Linked DNA regions of Homo sapiens: region 1 is linked to region 2. Evidence: chromatin loops called from intact Hi-C (ENCODE). Cell type or tissue: endothelial cell of umbilical vein. All regions are shown on one strand.

Region 1 (2,500 bases), 360 kb before region 2:
AGATGCTACTATAAAGTTTATAGACTCAAATGCTTATAATGCTTAATCAAAACTAAATTTACAAAAAAACCTAGAAACAGGTTGAATTGAAACCTGTAGATCATTTTATAATATTCATGAGCAACAACTTTTTTAAAGACAAAGGCTACTGTTTTAATATAAATTAAGAGCTTTAACATGATCTCCCTTTAGTGCTTTTAATTGTCACATGGCTGTAAACCAAAGACCCCTCCAAATTTTAAATGATCACTGATACTACTTGAGCAGAAATTCTCAGGTGTCAGTACTTTTAATGTTGTGTACATCAAATTACAGTACAAAGATGACTATAAACAAGATGCAGCCCTCGGTTTCCATGAACAGCACACTATTACAGTAAACCAAGTTTATATTCCACCATCAAGTGTGGCTCTCCCATGACTTCGCTTTGTGATGGATCTGAAAGCAAACAAAAACAAACATTTTAAAAGACTCTCAAAAAAGAGATACATTCAATGATTCTGCTTACATAAGAATCCAGAAGAGTCAAAACTAACCTAAAGTTATAGAAAACAAACCAGTGATTGCCTGGGGCTGGGGTGGGGTGACTGACTGAAAAGGGACCAAGGGAACTTTGTGAGGCAATGAAAACATTCTACTCCTCTGTTTAGGAGACCAGGTTCCATGTTAATTAAAACCCACAGAACTGTACACTTAAAAATAGGTGTACTTTATTGTATGTCAATAATATCTCAAAATAGTGGATTTAAAAAGAAAAAACAGATTGACAAAAGTTTTTTTTTCAAAGTTCTTAAGTTTTCTAGTGGCTTCCCACAGGACGGGAAACAATCTCTTAATTCACAAAAATGTTTTATCTGTATTGTCTTCTGACCTGTTGTATCCACACAAACGTAAGAATTCTTAAGAAAGAAAACCTTTAAAAATCATCACTTTTGTGTTTACAGATGAGTCAGACAAAAGCCTTATTTTAACTGTGATTATACACCTAAAAGAACTTTTAAAATTAATACCAAGCATAAGCTTCCTAAAGACAGAGACTTTTTCTTTGTCCTCTACTCAACATAGGACTAGAAACAGAATAAAAACCTAATGAACTAAATCGTAAAATCACTTTGTAAAAATGAATAACCCTGCACATAATAATGGTGGCTACCAAGAGGAACAGTTCAGTACAATGTGGATGTTTCCTCACTGGACCTCCTAAGAGACTGGAGATTAATAAACTGCTGTGTATATAAAAGGCACTCAAAACCTCAACTTAAAAAAAAAAAAGGCAATATTTTTGACTACATAGAAAGACACGCAGAACAGTCTGGAAGGACAGACTAAACCAAACTAAAACAGCCGGTAATTAGGGAACGAGAAAAATGGGATTGAGGGTCACTACAGCAAATCTGAGTTTCAATGGTAATATTTCAAATTTTTGCACAAAGAATATACTCATTTATGTAACTAAACTTTTCTCCACACCCTGCTTTTTAAAGCTTCTTTAATAAAATGCATTTATTAAATAAATCACTTGCACCAAAAGACAGCATATCATGTAAGCAAGGCACTGGTGGAGACGGGTTTTGCATCTGTTGTACCACAAGCTCGCCGTGAGACTCTGAGTGAGGACTGAGCCTCTGTGAGCTTCCATTTACTCATCTTCCAGTTAGGGGATTAGAGTACATGAAAGTCCCCTTCCAGCATTAAGAAAAAGTCTATTTTTGATTCTACTAGTGTCCTTATACGTCCTTCTTAATCTTGTAAAATGTACAGAATTAACTTGCCTAAGTACTTCACTGATAAGCAGGCAAAAAAGTCATCATCTCCAATACTGTCACAGTCTTTACACAGTATTTAGATTAACAAGCTACTCTCTGATTATAGACTTAACACTGTGTTTTGTGTCAAAGGTGATAAGAATGTGATCAACATGACCCTTAACTATGGATCAAGCCCCCTATCAGGTACTGGGAACACAACTGTTAACAAGAAAAAAATCTCCAGCTCTCCTGACACGTATATTTAAGTTGGACAAATAATAAATAAGAAAAATATCACATAAGTGTTATGTAAAGAATTAATATAAGGCAGGGTGACAGAGCGGGGATTACTTTAGATTAGGTAGTTGATATGGTTTGGATGTTTGTCCCCTCCAAATCTCATGTTGGAAATGTGATTCCCGGCCAGGCGCGGTGGCCCACGCTTGTAATCCCAGCACTTTGGAAGGCCGAGGTGGGCAGATCACGAGGTCAGGAGATCGAGACCATCCTGGCTAACACGGTGAAACCCCATCTCTAGTAAAAATACAAAAAATTAGCCAGGCGTGGTGGTGGGCGCCTGTAGTCCCAGCTACTCAGGAGTCTGAGGCAGGAGAATCGCTTGAACCCGGGAGGCAGAGCTTGCAGTGAGCAGAGATCGCGCCACTGCACTCCAGCCTGGGTGACAGAGAGAGAAAAAAAACAAAGCCATGTGATTCCCAGTGCGGAAGGTGGCCCTGTAGGGAGGTAACTGG
Region 2 (2,500 bases):
AGGTAGCTCCCGTGCCTCAGGTGACCTAGAGAGAGTGGTATGGTTCCTTAATTCTGAGGAGGGAGAGATTTTAGAAATTTTAAAAAGTAAGAAGCTCTGTGAAATATTTCCTCAGAAGGCCAGACTTCAAACCTTCAGCCATTTTCTCCAGCATGTGAAAGCTGATGGAGTAATTTCCTTCTTGTTTGTTCTAACAGTAGGAAGGGCTGGGTGAGGACCAAGTGCAGCTTCTCAGAACTGGGATTCTGTGATCTGAACTTGGCCTAAAGCGGTGTGTATTTGGGAACTTGGGTGATAGCTTGGAAAGAAAACTTTCTGGGGGCCCCTCATCCCCAGCTTGGATGCAAGCTAATGTCTCATAACTTTACTAAACCCATTTACTTAGTGGTACAAAATCTTGTAACATTGAGTTGTTGGTTCCTGGCCCAGATACTGTTGAATCAGATGTCTTTCAATAAGGGAATAAGCAATGAATTTTTTTATTTTTTTTTTCTTTTCATTTGATGTTTGCTGAGATGATTTGCATTGGATTTTAGGCAAGAAGAGTGGAAACTAGAAATCGGAATCCAAGAGTCAAAAGTAACAAACAGCAAGTGGTTGTAGATGGTTCCGTTTACGAGTGTCAGCAGGGAAACTAGGGAGTGTCCTGCTCAGGATGGTGCATCTCCCAGACAGCAGCTTGATCCTGTGGGGAGACGATGGTGCAGGAGGAGACGAGCCCAGAGCCTCTGCCTGAAGGCCTCTCTTTGGAGCCCAGCCTCAACCTCCCAGGCTCAAGTGATCCTCCCGCCTCAGCCTCCTGTACTACAGGGACTACAGGCATGCATCACCATGCTTGACTAATTCTTGTATTTTTTTGTGGAGATAAAGTCTCACTATGTTGTCCAGGACGATCTTGAACTCCTGACCTCAAACGATTGTCCCACCATGGCCTCCCAAAGCATTGGGACTACAGGTGTGAGCCACCACACCCGGATTCTTCTTTTTTTTTTTTTTTTTTTTTACCTCCCTGTATTCTTACTGCCTTTGGCAGCCACCTCATATACTTTGAAACAAAATAGAAATATACTTAAGAGATATCTGGAGCCATTGGCGCCCCCTAAAGGCATACCTCTAAGAAGTGTCAGAGGGAGGATATGAACTAGGGTTTCTCAGGTTTTTTCCCCAGCAACCGCCATCTCCCAGCACAAGTAATGTCTGCAGTACAGCTGAAGAATTCACAGAAGGAGCAGAGTTATCTCTTCCCGGAGACCAGTCTGACTTCTTTTAGCAGATATTTATTGCCCTGTGGTAGGCGAGAGGTGTGGAAATGAGGCCCAGCCCACATAGTGCTTACAGCCCAATTCCCACCCAGAGCCAAATTCGGAGCCCATTCAGGTTTGAGTGTAAGTCAGAGTCCCTTCTCATCCAGACCATCTTCTGAGAGAAGAGTTAACATATAATAAACATCCCTTGAAGAGCACAAGGTTCAAGAAGAATCAATTCTTAATGCAGTGTGTGTATGGACCTCTGGCCTGTGTTTTTCAGAGAGGGCGGTAGGTACAGACCTCGATTCCGTGCAGACATGACCAAGAGAGGAGCCTGATACCTTTACATCTAAAATGTAAAGAAGAGGCCGGGCGCAGTGGCTCACGCCTGTAATCCCAGAACTTTGGGAGGCCGAGGCTGGTGAATCAATTGAGGCCAGGAGTTCGAGACCAGCCTGGAAAACATGATAAAACCCCATCTCTACTAAAAATACAAAAATTAACCAGGTGTGGTGGTGGGTGCCTGTGATCCCAGCTACTCAGGAGGCTAAGGCAGGAGGATCGCTTGAACCTGGGAGCCGGAGGTTGCAGTAAGCTGAGATCATGGCACTGCACTCCAGCCTGGATGACAGAGTGAGACTCTGCATCAAAATAAAAATAAAAATAAAAATAAAAATAAAAATAAAAATAAAATGTAAGAGAAGAATCACAGAGGAGTCTGTTGACATTGGAATCCCAGGACAAGATTTGACCTCTGTGCTATTAAGACAAATGTTTTCATTATCCAGGAGCCCAACCTGTGCTGTGTGCCTTGAGTGGTGGGAGGCCAGTTTGTAACAGCGGCTTTGCAGTGCTGGGGGAGAATGATCAGCTACACACAGGAACCTTGCTCACAGCCCCGGAAACTCCACACTGTGGGCTTCACCTTCTGGAAGTGACAAAGTCATGTACGCAGGACCTTCCCCACCAGTCTCCACTGCTGAGCCCATAAAGGGAGGTGTGAGGACTTGGAAATGCCACATGCTTTTTAAGAAGCCAGCTCAAACCAACCTTTGTTACAACTCGAGAATGAAATAAGTACTACAAACTATTCAGCCATTGATATTTATGGCTGTATGACTTTTTTTTTTTTTAACTTTAAGGACATCGTCCTACTTCTGTAAGTGTGGGGAGGAGTACTCCACTTCACATTGAACTGCAGTGAGCGGTGGGGTTTCCTTTCCGAATTGCTGTGTTTCATTCACAGAACTCAG

Evidence for each region. Hi-C counts contacts between places; a loop is a spot of excess contacts. Peaks named below come from ENCODE experiments on the same cell type or tissue, not always from the same donor. Only the 100,000 strongest peaks of a DNase experiment are listed, where the experiment ranks them.
Region 1: a loop joins it to region 2, with 5 times the contacts of the local background. A loop is called at or near these places in 2 of 110 quality-filtered maps.

Annotation. Positions count from the first base shown.
Region 1 is chr13:28,675,973-28,678,472 of GRCh38, reverse strand. It overlaps POMP (proteasome maturation protein), which reads right to left. Exons shown (of 6, transcript NM_015932.6): 6 at 1-438. The coding sequence ends at 371. Among named protein-coding and RNA genes, the nearest start is that of POMP, 18 kb to the right of the region's middle. In endothelial cell of umbilical vein, no CTCF peak of the experiment used is centred here; no DNase peak of the experiment used is centred here.
Region 2 is chr13:28,312,392-28,314,891 of GRCh38, reverse strand. The region is part of intron 25 of FLT1 (fms related receptor tyrosine kinase 1); the gene reads left to right. It overlaps LOC124903141 (a long non-coding RNA gene), which reads right to left and starts at 2,131. Exons shown (of 3, transcript XR_007063736.1): 1 at 2,045-2,131; 2 at 1,112-1,285. In endothelial cell of umbilical vein, a CTCF peak has its summit at 1,108 (motif pointing left); a DNase peak (open chromatin) is centred at 1,091.